2 separate regions of the Homo sapiens genome follow, and region 1 is linked to region 2. The links are chromatin loops, found by intact Hi-C in ENCODE. Cell type or tissue: gastrocnemius medialis. All regions are shown on one strand.

Region 1 (8,000 bases), 54 kb after region 2:
TCTCTTTCTATCTGGATGCACTTTATTTCTTCCTCTTGCCTGACTGCTCTGGCCAGGACTTCTTCCAATATCATTTTGAATAGGAGTGGTGACAGACGGCATCCTTGTATTGTGCCAGTTTTCAAGGGGAATGCTTCCAGCTTTTGCCCATTTAGTATGATGTGGGCTGTGGATTTGTCAAATATGACTCTTATTATTTTGAGGTATGTTCCTTCAGTACCTAGTTTGCTGAGAGTTTTTAACAAGAAGGGATGCTGAATTTTATTGAAAGCTTTTTCTGCATCTATTGAGATGATCATGTGGTTTTTGTCTTTAGTTCTGTTTATGTGATGAATCACATTTATTGACTTGGGTATGTTAAACCAACCTTGCATTCCAATGATAAAGGCTTCTTGATCACGGTGGATAAGCTTTTTGATGTGCTGCTGAATTCAGTCTGCCAGTATTTTGTTGAGGATTTTTGCATCAATGTTCATCGAGGATACTGGCTTGAAATTTTCTCTTTTTTGTGTCTCTGCCAGGTTTTGGCATCAGGATGATGCTGGCATTATAGAATGAGTTAGGGAGGAGTCTTTCCTCCTCAATTTTTTGAAATAGTGTCAGTAGAAATGGTATCAGCTCTCCTTTGTACATCTGGTAAAACTGGGATGTGAATCTGTCTGGTCCTGGGCTATTTTTGGTTGGTAGGCTTTTTACTACTCATTCAATTTTGGAGCTCGTTATTAGTCTTTTCAGGGATTCAATTTCTTCTTGGTTCAGTCTTAGGAGGGTATATGTGTCCAGGAATTTATCCATTTCTCCTACATTTTCTCCTTTGTAATTCCTAATTGTGTTTATTTGGATTTTCTCTCTTTTCTTCTTTATTAGTCTAGCTAGCAGTCTATCTATTTTGTTATTATTATTTTTTTTTCAGAAAACCAACTCTTAAAGTAGGTTGTCTTTCTTATTATTATTGAGTAGTAAAAGTTCTTTATATATTCTGGATACAAGTATTTTGGCAGATATATCTGTATATGTATATTTCAAATATTTTTTTCCTCAGTCGGTGGCTTGCCATTTCATTTTCTTACCAATGTCTTTGAAAGGGCAGACATTTTTAAATTTTGATAAAGTCTAATTTGTCATTTTTTTCTTTTATGATTCATGCTTTTTGTGTTCTTTCTAAGAAATGTTTGTCTGTTTCAAAGCCATAAAGATTTTCTACTGGCCAGGTGCAGTGGCTCACGCCTGTAATCCCAGCACTTTGTGAAGCCGAGGAGGGCAGATCACTTGAGGTCAAGAGTTTAAGACCGGACTGCCCAACATGGTGAAACCCTGTCTCTACTAAAAATGTAAAAGTTAGCCAGGTGTGGTGGTGGGCACCTGTAATCCCAGCCACTCAGGAGGCTGAGGCAGGAGAATCACTTGAACCCGGGAGGTGGAGGTTGCAGTGATCTGAGATGATGCCATTGCATTCCAGCCTGGGCAACAGAGTGAGACTCCATCTCAAAAAAAAAAAAAAGATTTTATTCTATGTTTTTTTCCAGAAGTTAGGTTGTATTTTTAGCTTTTAAAATGAGTTAATTTTTTAGTTTAATTTTGAATATGGTATGAGGTAGGGGTGTAGTTTCATTTTTTTCCCCACACAGATATCCAGTTGTTTCAGAACCATTTACTGAAAAGAAATTGTAATTTCTCCATTAAATTGCCTTGGAAACTTTGTTGCAAAGCAATTGATCACATATGTGTTGGATACTCTGGATTCTCTACTCTGTTCAATTGATCTATGTACCTATTTCCTCCCACCTCCACCAGCCCCTGCTTCCAAAGAAAACCCTAAAAAATTTGAGAGAAGTGTTACAGGCCTTAAAGGGGAGACATAATAACAGTAGCAATAACAATAATTAACATTTATTTAACCCATACTGAGCCAGGTGTTATGCCGAATAGTTTGCTGGTATTATCCTACTTAATAATCACAACAATCCTATCAGATAAACACTATTATAAACTCAATTTTATAGATGAGGGAAGTATAGCAAGCAATGGATGCATAATCTACCCAGAGTTACACAGTTATTAAGTGGTAGAGGCAGGATTTGAGCCCAGGCACTCTGATGCCTAAGCCAGTGTTCTTGTTCTTATTTACTGAAGAGTTGCTAAGAGTTTGTGATGAGAGATTATATACCACCAAAGACAGCCATAAAAGGGAAAGTCTTATTTTATGAAATATATACTACTTCTGAAGCATTTTTGTCTATCTTCTACCAAAATAGTTTTGGTAGCTATTTTTGTTTTAATCTTTCATAGAAATTTTAGGCCGCCCTATGGCCAGGAAAAAAAAAATTCTTTTTTTTTTTGAGATGGAGTTTCACTCTGTGGCCCAGGCTGGACTGCAGTGGTGCAATCTTGGCTCACTGCAACTTCCACTTCCCAGTTGCAAGAAATTCTCCTGCCTCAGCCTCCTGAATAGCTGGGACTACAGGCATGTGCCACTATGCCTGGCTCATTTTCGTATTTTTAGTAGAGACAGGGTTTCACCATGTTGCCCAGGCTGGTCTCAAACTCCTAACCTCAAGTGATCTGCCCACCTGCCTCAGAAAAGTACTGGGATTACAGACATGAGCCACTGCTCGTGACCAAAAAAAATATATATATATATATTTTTTGAGACAGAGTTTTGCTCTTGTTGCCCAGGCTGGAGTGCAATGGCACGATCTCTGCTCACTGCAACCCCTGCCTCCCAGGTTCAAGCGATTCTCCTGCCTCAGCCTCCCTAGTAGCTGGGATTACAGGTGCGCGCTACCACGCAGCTATTTTTTTTTTTTTTTTTTTTAGTAGAGACAGGGTTTCACCATGTTGATCAGGCTAGTCTTGAACTCCTGACCTCAGGTGATCCACCCGCCTCGGCCTCCCAAAGTGCTGGGATTACAGGTTTGAGCCACTGTGCCTGGCTCAAAAAAAATATTTTCCAGGGATTGTTCTTTTAAAAAAGTATTCTAATTTCCTCTTGACTTCAAGCGAGATATGTACGTATTTACATAATGATTTTGAAATCCGTATGGAGACATTCTCATCAAGAAAGAAAGCTCACATAAACATGCAGATATTTTCATGTCTCATACTATTGTTTAGTCAGAAGTTCTCTATGGCTATTGATCATCGCATATGACTTAACAAAGTAGTGTTTCCTGTAATGTCTTGCTACACAGTGAAGCAAAGCTGATAGCTTCACACAGAGTACTGCAGGCTAAGCAATGGACCAACATAAGAGATCAACAATAACCTAATATTTAAATCTTCTGTTATCTTTTTTTAACTGTTGCTGGTAAATGTTTTCATTAAAAATACTTTTTTTTGTGATTAAAAATGATACTTGTAGACAATTTGTAAAATAAAGTTAGATAAAAGAAAAAAATGAAAATCACTCAAAATCACCAAGGTATTACATTTTCTTATATTTAACTGTCTGCCTATCTACCCACTTATTTATTTAAATTACTATCTTCCATTAATCTTTTATAAAATTGAGATAATAAGAAATAAGACTTGATGTTTGATAGATCAGTAAGGTGACTATAGTTAGCCTTGATTGTGTGCATTTTAAAAAAGCTAAAAGAGAATAATTTAAACGTTCCTAGTATAAAGAAAAGATACATATTTAAGGTGATAGATATCCCAATTACTCTGATTTGATTATATGAACATATCAAATTATCACACATATCCTGAAAATATGTACATCTAATACATATCAATACAAAATTAGGTTAATATTATAAACACTTAGGTGTTCCTTTTTTTATTTATCATATCAAAAACATTTTTTCATGCAATTAAATCTACCATTTAAAATAGCCTTATGAAAATTAAAAAAAGAAAAAAAATTTTTTAAACATAAATAGCCTCACGATAATCTATCATGTTGCTATACCATACTTTTATAACTATTCCCTTATTGTTATGTATTTAGATTTTCTTTCTTACTTTTGTTTCAAGGACTACCACTGTGTTGAATACCTCTGTACATGAATCTTTGCCTGAGATTGTAATATTTTGGCCCTTTCCAGAATGCCACAGGGCCAGGTTTTCAGGGGTGGAGTGGGAGGCTTAATAATGTCCACAGGATAGTAAGGGCTGGATTCTTTAAACTAGGATCTAAGCTCTCCGTTGCTTATGCAAGGCCAGGGGACTTAAAATAGCCTTCCTGCCACAGGGTTGTTAAGTTGAACCAGATCTGCATTAGCTGGTAAACTGCATCCAGTTATAGATGACCCTGACCACACGCAACAGCCAGGTCTATTTTAAGCCACATTTCTAAGTGGAACAGTTGGTTAATGGAATGTGTTAGAGGTGTATCTCCCTGGCTTTGATAAATCAAAGAGACAGGACCAAAGATGACTATCCCAGCAAACTGAATACTTAGAAGTTACTCTCCCAACAACGAAGTGGCCATTTCTTCAGTGAGAAACAAGTATCAAATGACTAAAATTTGTTTATTCTGTCTTATAGGACAAAATCCACACTTTAGGGCATACCACTGTCTACAATCAAAGGCCTGACCAATGGCTATTGAAAAGGAAGGCATCAGCTGAGTGTGGTGGTTCACACCTGTAATCACAACACTTTGGGAGGCCAAGGTGGGCAGATCGCTTGAGTCCAGGAGTTCGAGACTAGCCTGGGCAACATGGTGAAACCCTGTCTCTACCAAAAAATACATATACATATATAAATTAGCTGGGTGTGGTGGTGTGCACCCGTAATCCCAGCTACTCATGAGGCTTCGGTGGGAGGATTGCTTGAGCCCAGGTGGTCAATGCTGCAGTGAGTCATGACTGTGCCACTGCACTCCAGCCTGGGTGACAAAGCGAGACTCTGTTTCAAACAAACAAATGAAAAAAAAAAAAAAAAAAAAAAGGAAAAGGAAGGCATCAGCACAGTAACATCACATTCTATAAATGGTTAAAAAAAAAGTTGCTAATGTGTTTTTAAGTCTGATATGAGCCATTCCTTACCATACTTTTGTGATCCAGCAAAGAAAGAACGTGTAAGAACAAAGGGTCTCTCCTTCCCTTTAGATCGTTTTATCAGTCCTTCTGCAGTAGCCATTTGCTATATCACCAAACAAGAAAAATTTCAAAGAGATGATTGGATTTGTACAGACATCCCCAATAAGCTATCTAACATACAAAAAGCAAACAGTAGGCAGGAGCATGAAATGGAAAATATTAAAATAAATCCATCAAATAATTTTCATGGTATAATGAAATTACTCTAAATTCCCCTATTAAAAGAATGGAAAATTTTCTTTGGTTAACAATAGCAATGAAATAATAATAAACAATCATCTAGCATTTCTTTGGTGCTTACTATTGCTAGGCATTTAATATAATTTTCTCATATAATCTCCGTAACAACCTCTGAGACAGACAGTTTTCATTGGTACGAAAAACTGAGCTTCAGAGAGGTTAAATGACTGGTCCTGACCTATATAAGACAGCTCACTAACTAAAGCAGTCTACAGTTACTGCAACAGGCTGTTAAAGAGGCAAACACACACAATCTGAAAACTATGCTTATATTTAGCCAAAAGATCCCATTGGAAAATACCAATAGGTAAGAGGGCCACAGGAATACAGTCACAATTTGAAAATAACAAAGAACCATGGGTATACATGAGGTCAAGTGTCTGCCACGTCTTTTGGATGTAGTTGGCAAATGAAAGATAATTTTACCACCTTTATTGAGGAAGCTAAGTACTTAAGGAAGGCTTTACATTTTTAAAATATACTTATTGAAGCTGTGTGTCTGTGTTCTAAATATTGCTCCTCCAGTGTGAATATAAGATTTGCTGTATTTAGATATCTGTGAAATCTTAAAACACTTGTTTTAATTACCTTCATTCACATATTTATATACTGCTTGCATCAATAAAAGTTTGAGGTAGTGGCCAGTGAGTGCCACTTATTAATGGCTCCTATCAAGGCAGAAGCTTTATGTTATAATTAATTTCATAATATTTAAAAGTTCATCAAGTTCATCATGAAAAGAAAAGAAGCAAAGGGAGAAATAATAAAAAGTCTTGTATTGGCTACTACCTAAGACTCATTGCAGTTGTCAGAAAAGACACACAAAGAGAAATGAACAGTAGAGAATAGCCATTATATCACAAAGCAAATGACCTTCAGCCAAAAGGTGGGTCACACAAGCCCAGTTTAATTCTTTTTGGATGTCTTACATGATAAAAACCGTAGATGTTGTGGAGCTCTCTGTGCTCCCAATTGCCATGATGAATGGCATTCTTCTGCATGGTTTGCTCTGGCCCTCTAAAGACAGAAGGCTCATTCATGTCATTCCAAAGGAAGAGGATGTCCGTAGATCCCTAGGAAGTAAACCTTGGTCATGACACTCCTACATTGATGATGTCTATATAATAGCTGTCACCATTGCTACCTCATTTTAAAAATTATGTTTATTATCTATGCTCTGTCCTCTGCTCCACTGCTAGAGTATAAGTTCCACAGGGAACAACATTTTGTCTGTTTTGTTCATTAATAAATCCCAAACATCTAGAATAGTACCTGGCCCATAGACAGATCTCAATAAATATTTGCTGCTGAATAAAAGAATGCTGCCCTGTGTTGTCTGTGAAATATATATTGCCTGGCAAATTCATTCCAAGACCTCCCTGCAGGACTCCTATGGGAAAGGTTGTGAATGTTCACAATTGGGCTCCTTCTCATTCATCAGATGCTACAACTCTTAACTAAGGGCAACTATAGCTGAACATGACAAGATTCTACCTTCTCTCTAATACTTTGAAAGACTTGACAGCCAATATACCTGTTTGTTAACATGATCTATAGTTTGTATCCTACACAGAACTGTTCAGTTTAGAGTGGGAAGGGACAGTTGAGTCATCTAGCTAACATGGTATTGTAGAATCCCTGGTCTTTTCTAGAATCACTTATCTTTTGGCGTTTGACTGAATAGCTAAAAAGACAGGGAGTCCCTCAGGCAGCTCATTCTATTATTTTTCAAAAATCCTGCTCCTTGTATATAACATTCCCCTCGCAGAGCCTACCTAGCTTACCTTCTGAGACCCCACAGAATACATCTGTCACCTCGCCCACAAGAAAGTCTTTCAAATTCCTGGAGGTGGCTTGTTTTTTTTTTTTTTTGAATCTTTATTTCTAAACATGTGTGTTCTTCTATGTATAAGGGGGTAAATGATTTCCAAATATTTAACTACCATATCTTTCCTTTAGAACCATCTAAAGCAGGGATTGGCAAACATTTTTGGTAAAGGTCCAGATAGTAAATATTTTCAACTTTGCAGGCCATGAGGTCTCTTTTTCAATTATTCAACTCTGCCATAGTAGTACAAAAGCAGCCACAAATAGGGAAATGAATAGGCATGGCCAGATTTGGCCCAACGCTTGTCTATCCCTGTACTAAGTTGTTTATTAGTGCCCTAATACTTGATGCCAGAAACTACAGTTTAGTGGTTAAAAGCTGGGCTTAGGGCACAAACAGACCTGAGTTCAAATTTTGGTTCCACCACTTACTAGATGCATGACCTTGGCAAGTTTTTAAGCTTCTCTATGTCTCAATTTCCTCTTCTATGGGGTTAGATTTAGTTATAGTTCCAACTTCAGAGGGTTATTATGAAGACAAATGGTATGATGCACATGAAGTCATCCTTAGCACAGTGCTTGGCACACAGCAAGTACTCCATTTGCATTAGGTATCATCATCATCAACACTGCCATCATTAATATCATCATAATTGGTTGAAAACAGTTCTCCAGATGTGGCCTCTCCAGTTTCCTCTGTGGTTCTTATCAGATTATTTAAAAATCATACTTCACTTTTAATGACAAATACGTTGTAAGATATTTTCACATGTATCATCATATTTAAATAACAGTTATGGAACACAATTTTATATAAAATATATATAGCAATTTGAAAATATAATAAACCTCTGCTATAAAGTACTTTGATATATCATAGAGTCT
Region 2 (8,000 bases):
GGGGTCATGTGGGTTGGAGGGATGGTCAGTTCTGATAATCGGAGGTGTACACACCCGGGTCGGTCTTTCATCTGAGCCTCTGGGGTCGAGGTCTGAGTCCTGGAGCAGTGAGTTATCCATATTCCTTACCATCCGTGCAATCAACTCCCCCATGTTCAGACCAGAAGGAGAGGTTCCATAGGTCATGTTCGTGCCATCCTGAGGCCCGATGGAGAATGTAGGGAACAACACAGGGGAGGGAGAGAACAAACACAGAAGGGTGGAAAGGGAAGGAGAGAGGAGAAAGAGATGGGACAGACAAAGGGAGAGAGGAGAGATCAACAGAGCACGAATGGAGGAAAGACGGAGAAAAGTGATACAGAAAAAAAGTTCATCCATGGTGTTGTGTGCTAACTGACCTTCCAAGCTGTCCATTGGGCGTGTTGGGAGAAGAAGGGGCAGGAATTCAGCTTCAGCCCCATCCTCCCCAATGGAAACCACTAAGATTATCATATCAATATACTGAGCAGCCCTCAGGGAAGGCATGCCCCCTGAAGGAGGCCTGGCCATGGGCGGCCATCTCCCTACCCTTGGCTCCTGTCTCAGTTCACAGCATTTCTTTGCACTGAAAGGTGCTGCAGGCTTAGCTTCTCCCAGGTAACAACACAAAGCCCACGTCTCAAGCGGGGAGGTGTGGTGAAAGCCCAGTGACTGGGAGGCTTTCTTAGGGAAATGGTGGGCTCAGGTCCACAGCCAAGTACGTGGCCAGCTTAATGGGAGCGTGCTGAGACTGAGGAGCACCAGCAAGGGAGGCCTCCACTGACACAGGCCTCTGGACTGATTTCCACTGACATTCCAGGGCTTGAAATGTCCTTGACCAGTGTCTTTATTGAAAATCCGGAAGAACTGTTCTCCCTTGAGAAATTCCCAGTCCTCAAAGTTGAGAGCCAGTTCCTGCTTCCTCAAACAAAACATTCGCTCTGTCCCACACAAAAGCTCTATGCTGCCCTTCATTGGGTAAAAGGCTTCCTGACACTTGGAGCTCCCCACCCTGTGCCCCACACCCCAGACTTACATCAATGGAGCAGCCCATGAGGGAGCCTCTCTCGATGGCTTTCTTCATGATCTTGTACATGTCACTAGGAGCATCCCTGATCTCAAAAAACTCTGCCACCCCTCCTGTGAAGTCCTCCATGGCCTCTGTGGTGTTCCCACCTTTCAGAGCTTCGTAGGAACCATGGAGCCTTAGAGAGAGGATGAAGACCAATTTGGGGTCACAGAGTTCCAGGGAACAAAACCCAGGTACCACTGCCACCAGAACTTTACCTCTTGGATGCTGTGATGTTCTTTCATCAATTCCACATTAACCCTATGAGCTCATGGGATGGAAACAATGATTCCCTTTCTTCATAATGAAGAAACTGAGCTCAAGAGGCTAAGTGACCCACCCAAGACCACAGAGAGCCAGAAGCACTGGGATTGAAACCCAGCTATCCCCACTTCCTGAGAGCTCTTTCCACTACATCCTGAACGTTGAGGAAGGGCTGCATTAAAGCCATTAGCAGCTGCCGGTGTGGTGGCTCACACCGGCAATCCCAGCGCTTCGGGAGGCCAAGGCTGGTGGATTGCATGAGCCCAAGAGTTCGAGACCAGTCTGGGCAACATGGCAAAACCCCGTCTCTACAAAAAAATACAAAAATTAACTGGGCATGGTGATGCCCGCATGTAGTCCCAGCTACTTGGGAGGCTGAGGTGGGAGGAGCACCTTGAACCCAGGAGGTCAATGCTGCAGTGAGCCGTGACTGCACCACTGCACTCCAGCCTGCATTACAGAGTGAGACCTTGTTTCAAAAAAATTTAAAAAATCCATTATTAGCATCTGGGGTGGAGCTTTTAAGTTGAGAGACAACATGGCTTTATAAATCTGCTATAAGCACATGAGGTTGAGCCAAGCGAGACCCTGGGATCTGAGCTCCAGAGATACAATGCTCTGATCCAAGACTTGCAATGCCACCATGGAGGTGCAATGAAAGAACTCGCTATGGTAAGCTAAAGCTAAAGGTCTTCTATGCAAATCTTCATTTCTACTCTTAAATTTAATGTTTTTAGTTAGAGCTGTTGTTGCCTGGAACTGATCTCTAACTTTGGGTCACAGTTGGACTTGCATGCCCACACATATGCACGTATAGAGGCACATGCCTCTTCCTGTGAGTGAGGTCTCGGCTGGATTTTGCAACCCACTTTCTCACCTCTAGCCCCACCTCACATTCTAAAGTGTTGCTTACTTAGCATAAGCCTTCTCCAGCAGAGCACTCCAGAACTCATTGCGGTGGTTGGACTTGGTGAAAACCAGTTGATTGTTGTACGTTGGCAGGCAGTCATCTATAACCACGTCCACCCACTCTCCATAGCGCCAGAACTGCACAGAAGCGTCACGCACAGAGTCACATACTCAAATTACTGTTAGGAAATGTGTCCTTCCTCCACATTCCTCAGGGGGTTCTTGAATCCCAAAGCAGCATCATTTCCTGGACTCTGCATCTGGGTGCCTGTTCATCCTATTTTGTGTTTGGGGTGTGTAAATCTGTCTCTAACTGGACTGGGTGCTTTTTGAGAGCTGGAAGTGAGTTACATATACTTCATGTCTTCCACAGAGTCCAGCCCAGTAATGGGTAGAGTAGGTGCTCCATGAGTGTCTTAGGATGTAAGATTTTCATTCTCCTGCTCAGCAGGTCTGGGGCAGGGCCTGGGTGTCAGCACTCTCAGGTGCCCCCAGCTGATTCAATGTGGCCAGGATTGGGAACTATGCAGTGAAGGCACTGTGCTGATTTAGGTATTTCTTGATGCCAAACTGAAGAACAAGGATTGAAACGGAGGAACAAAGTGACCCAGAATCTATTCTAGCTGTAGCAGGAACATTGTTCAATCATTTCAAGTTTGGATGTCGCTCTTTTTTGAATGAATCAGTTTGAACTGAAAAGGGCCAAATGTGGTTTAGTCTCCTTTTCAATGGCACTTTCTCCCTCATTGAAATGAGAACAGAAATCTATCTGATATTTGTATGTAAGGCCCTTTAGATCTGAGACCCTTTAAATATGCCATGTTCCCAAGGCGGCAGGAGGGGGAGTCTGAGCCTGGAGACAGACCTTTTCTGAGGCCTTCCGTGCTGAGGTGCAAGACCCGGGGAGCAAGAACTGATAATGTGGGTCATCCTGGGACATGAGGGAGCCTTTGAAGCTGGAGACAGGCTGACTCCCCAGCATCCCGGAAGCTACGAGACCCTCACAGGTAGAATTCAGTTTGGTTCTGCTCTAGCACCAGCTCTATGCCAAGGTGACTGGGACCCAGAAAATTTCCAGTAGCTGGATGGATTCTAGAACCATCAGATTCAGTTCTAGGGCAAACAAGAAGCCTGATCCCCAGGTTAAGCAGACTCTTCTTCCAGGGCTTGGAAGAGAGGAGTGATAGCCTTGGTACCGCCATGCCTTAGAGAGGAAGAAGTATACAGGAGCCCTGGACAGGGGTTCCTGTACAACCTGAAGGGTCCTGTGGTGTCACAGTGCTAATATCTTAGGGACCTACTTGAGAAGGGCTGCAGGCAATAAAAGCAGCCAGACAGCTGCAAAGACAAAAATAGACCCACAGTAAACAGGATGTCTTCCTGTCTTTCTGGGACATAGTGGAAGGTGGTGGGGGAGGGATTAGGGAGCCAGAGATAAGCAACTGCTTCCTCCCAGGCTTGAAGCCTTAAGGGGGTCCATGCCGACTGTTGCCGCTGCGGGTAGATGGGTGGGAAGTTTCCTCCAGCTTCTGGGAAGTCAAGGCCAGGAGACCAGCGGTGGGTGGCCTGCCGCTGGCCCTCTTAACTACACTCTCATTACCTCACCTGGAAGTGGAAGATCCCTGCGTAGTTTTCGATGAAACTTTGATCATGGGGTATGACTCGGAAAAGAAGGTGCTGGTTCAGGGTCAGGCAGGCAATGGCTGCGAGAAACCAGCAGTCCCCTGCAGGCAGACACAGGGCACAGATCGTGAGCACTCCTGCTCCTCCTGGGAAGAAAAAGCCCCAATCCCAGCCAGCCACTCCACTTCCCTGAACGGGGACTCCCTTGGTGCCCACTCTCCTACTTCCAGATCTGACCTTACAGAGGTGTCAACCCAGGGAAGGAGAATTGGACAGGAATTCCTTGACAATATGATCAACAGGTAACTTACTCCCTTGTGACTAGACATTTTCCTCAAGGCTGCAGGCAGTTCCTCCAACTGCAGTATAAACTCACTTCCTTTTTAGGCCTCAATGGAGACAGAGCAGTAGGTGATCATAACTGGGTTGTTCTTCCTAACACCTGTAGGAAATCTGCCCTGCCCTGTGCCTTTGCAATGTGAGTCCAATTCCTCTTCTGACTTCAGCGAAGACTGAGCCTCAGAGAACCATCCACCAAGATGATTTGTATTGGAAGGAAGGCCAGGTAGGCAGCTGCCCTGGAACCCGTCTATAGGGGGCAGTAAGACATTGCTGGCAACGGAATGAGCTCGGGACGTTTTCTTATTCTCTGAACCTCTTTTCTGACAGAGTACTGTATGTAGTTGGAGGTAACACTTTGCTCTCTTTCTCTCTCTCTCTCTCTCTCTCTCTCTCTGTGTGTGTATATATATATATAATAGGGGGTGTACCTGGTCACAGAGCTGCCTTCTAAGGAGGATGGGTTAAGTGAAATGCAACTGAGAGTGTGCAGGGGAGACTGAGAGCTGCCTGCAGCCACTCTCCCCTACCCTCCTTGGAAGCAGCCAGTCTTTCCTTGGAAAGAGGTTATTGGTTTGAAGGTCCCAGATTATTATGCCCAGGGCTCTGCAGGAAGCCTTCCCTCAGGTGCAGGAACCCAGATATTCATCTGATTTATTCTCAGCCTCCCCTTCTGGAATGAAATAAGCCAAATTCCTTTGGTCTTAGGTGCCCCCTTTTCCTCAAATTTAAATTGTTTCTGTTGGTGTTCTCTCCAATTTTACTTCACAGAGCTTGCTTATAGTCCACACCAAAGACAATACTTTCTGAACAAGAGGTCGAGAGAGAGGAAGATCAGATGGAGCAGTCAAGCTAACCAATCAAAGAGAAAATTGGATGCTCATCCACATGGCGGATGCCATCTTTGTGGAAAGACTCTTTTAAGATGGAGCTATGCTGGGGCAATTTAAACAAGGGTTCCAGTTACAAGTGCTTTCCTTGGCGATGCCTTTTGTGTGTGTATCTAGAATCTCCATGCCCAAGGGGCATGCTTGGTGCACAGTCACAGAGCTGTCTTCCAAGAAAGACGATACAGTGAAAAGCAGGGCTTTTGTCATGCTGAGTGGGGTATGTAAGTGTCCTTGAGATACTGGAGAGGAGGCCACAGGATGCAGATACCCCCTGTGATGCATGGCAGAGTGCTAAAGAGGCATGTAGGAGGAAATGAAGCAATCGCCAGCATGTAGATAAACGACCATAAAGCAACTGTTATAAAAAATCTTCCAAAAAGTTACTGGAAGCAAGCACAGATTGTCCCTTTACCTCCTGGAAGGGGATCACACCTTGTAATCACCCCTTGATCATCTGGCAGGATCTGACCTGAGGCACTTTCCTACCTAGCTCTCCTTGACAGATGTCAGTTCTGTTGGCTCCATCAATGATAAATCGGGGATTCTCGCAAATTTCCTGTGAAACAAAAAGGAAATGACCAGGTAAGAATAACAGTAGATAGACAGATAGATAGATAGGTATTTTTTTGAGACGGAGTCTCACTCTGTCGCCAGGCTGCAGTGCACTGGTGCAATCTTGGCTCACTGAAACCTCTGCCTCCGGGGTTCAAGTGATTCTCCTGCCTCAGCCTCTCGAGTAGCTGGGACTATAGGCATGCGCCACCATGCCCAGCTAATTTTTGTATCTTTAGTAGAGATACGGTTTCACCATGTTGGCCAGGATGGTCTCCATCTCTTGACCTTGTGATCCACCCGCCTCGGCCTCCCAAAGTGCTGGGATTACAGATGTGAGCCACCGCGCCCGGCCGCAGTAGCTATTATTTATTGAGTTCCATTATGTAGTGTTCCTGATAGTATTCCATTTGGCCCTGTGAAGGGAATACTATCATTGTTATTTTTCAGATAAGGAAACTGAGGCCCAGAGAGGTTAAGAAACTCGTGCAAAGACACACAGCTAGTAAGTAGCAGAAGCCAGAAACATGCCTCCTTTTTACATTGTCCCATGCTGCTTCCCACACTGTCATACTATTCGAGTAAGGATGCAACTTGAGAGTTAGGGCAGTGTCGGCTGGGCGTGGTGGCTCACACCTGTAATCTCAGCACTTTGGGAGGCCAAGGCGGGTGGATCACTTGAGGTCAGGAGTTCAAGACCAGCCTGGCCAACATAGTGAAACCCTGTCTCTACTAAAAATACAAAAATTAGCCAGGCGTGGTGACAGGTAATCTCAGCTACTTGGGAGGCTGAGACAGGAGAATCAAAATAATAATAATAATAATAAATTAATAAAAATAAATAAAATATAGATTCAGTGTTTTGTATTGTTTTTGAGACAGAGTCTCACTGTGTCGCCAGGCTGGAGTGCAGTGGGCGACACAGGCTGGAGTACAGTGGCGCGATCTCGGCTCACTGCAAACTCTGCCTCCCAGGTTCAAGCAATTTTCCTGTCTCAGCCTCCCGAGTAGCTGGGACTACAGATGTGTGCCACCATGGGTGGTTTCCATATTCTTAGTAGAGAGAGATGAGGTTTCGCCATGTTGGCCAGGCTGGTCTCGAACTCCTGACCTCAAGTGATCTGCCAGCCTTGGCCTCCCAAAGTGCTGGGATTACAGGCGTGAGCCACCGCGCCAGGCTAGTGATCTGGTTTTAGCCCCATTCTTCTCAGCTTCATGGAGTCTTGGCATTCCTGTGACACAGTTCAAACAGGGTCTCTCTCTCCACCTTCCCCCAACCCCCATCACAACAACCCAATATACCCAAGTGAGCTGAAGCTCCTGCACTCAGGGGTGTATACTCCTAGTAGATGGAAAGTCTTGCTTATGCTACACCCCACAGCATGCGTCCCATCTGCAACTCTGAGTGGAATGGAAGGATAAACCAAAACAATCGTTTTCAAAAACGTTTACCTATATGGGGAGGGAAGGAATAAGGTGGTAGAAATAGGGATGGAAGTAGAACTCTGAATATAACTGTTTAAAAATAGTTTTGACTTAGGAATCATGTAAAGTTTTAAATAATTAAGAGCCAAAATTAAAGAAAAAATTATTTTAAAAAGCCATCTGTAAAAGCTGAAAGCAAACCGAAGCAAAGGGACCTAACTGCATAACCATTCACAGAAAAATAATTACTTCAAGTCACTTAAAATGTAACATTTTGGCTGTCTATCCCTTTTGGAATATATCCTAAGGACAAAAACCAAAACCATAAAGAAATATGAACCTTGAATGTTATGAAGATACTAAGAAATATGAACCATAAGAAATAATAATATTGTCCAGGTGTGGTGGCCTACACCTGTAATCCCAGCACTTTGAGAGGCCAAGGTGGGAGGATCATTTGAGGCCAGGAGTTCGAGACCAGTCTGGGCAACATAGTGAGACCCCGTCTCTACAAAGATTAAAAGGATTAGTTGGACATGGTGGCGCATGCCTATAGTCCCAGCTACTTGGGAGGCTGAGGTGAGAGAATCGCTTGAACCTGGGAGGCAGAGATTGCCGTGAGCCAAGATTGCACCACTGCATTCCAGCCTGGGCGACAGAGTGAGGCTCTGTCTCAAAAAAACAAAAACAAAAACAAAAAACCCCACTATAATTTGAAAATATTTTTCCTTAAATAAAAACACATATTTAATACTACATATTGATTGAAAGGGCAAATTGAATATTGACCCAGAATGACCAACATGAATATACATTCTAGAAAATTACTGGGATTCAAAGAAAAAAAAAAACATTGTTTGGACATCTAGGGAGAAAGAACAAGTGACTTTTAAGGGGAAAACATTAGATTA

The links. Hi-C counts contacts between places; a loop is a spot of excess contacts. Peaks named below come from ENCODE experiments on the same cell type or tissue, not always from the same donor. Only the 100,000 strongest peaks of a DNase experiment are listed, where the experiment ranks them.
Region 1: a loop joins it to region 2, with 4 times the contacts of the local background. A loop is called at or near these places in 3 of 110 quality-filtered maps.

The regions. Positions count from the first base shown.
Region 1 is chr15:42,327,667-42,335,666 of GRCh38, reverse strand. GANC (glucosidase alpha, neutral C) reads right to left here. Exons shown (of 24, transcript NM_198141.3): 14 at 6,218-6,361; 15 at 4,995-5,091. Among named protein-coding and RNA genes, the nearest start is that of CAPN3, 28 kb to the left of the region's middle. In gastrocnemius medialis, no CTCF peak of the experiment used is centred here; a DNase peak (open chromatin) is centred at 4,206; H3K27ac peaks cover 5,310 bases.
Region 2 is chr15:42,382,151-42,390,150 of GRCh38, reverse strand. CAPN3 (calpain 3) reads right to left here. Exons shown (of 24, transcript NM_000070.3): 2 at 5,599-5,668; 3 at 3,866-3,984; 4 at 2,265-2,398; 5 at 1,055-1,223; 6 at 55-198. LOC105370794 (a long non-coding RNA gene) reads left to right here and starts at 4,120. Exons shown (of 3, transcript XR_932178.3): 1 at 4,120-4,185; 2 at 4,332-4,448; 3 at 4,994-5,604. RefSeq lists enhancers at 3,416-4,615, 5,110-5,665 and a silencer at 5,241-5,423. In gastrocnemius medialis, a CTCF peak has its summit at 4,480; DNase peaks (open chromatin) are centred at 3,600 and 4,470; H3K4me3 peaks cover 1,108 bases; H3K27ac peaks cover 8,000 bases.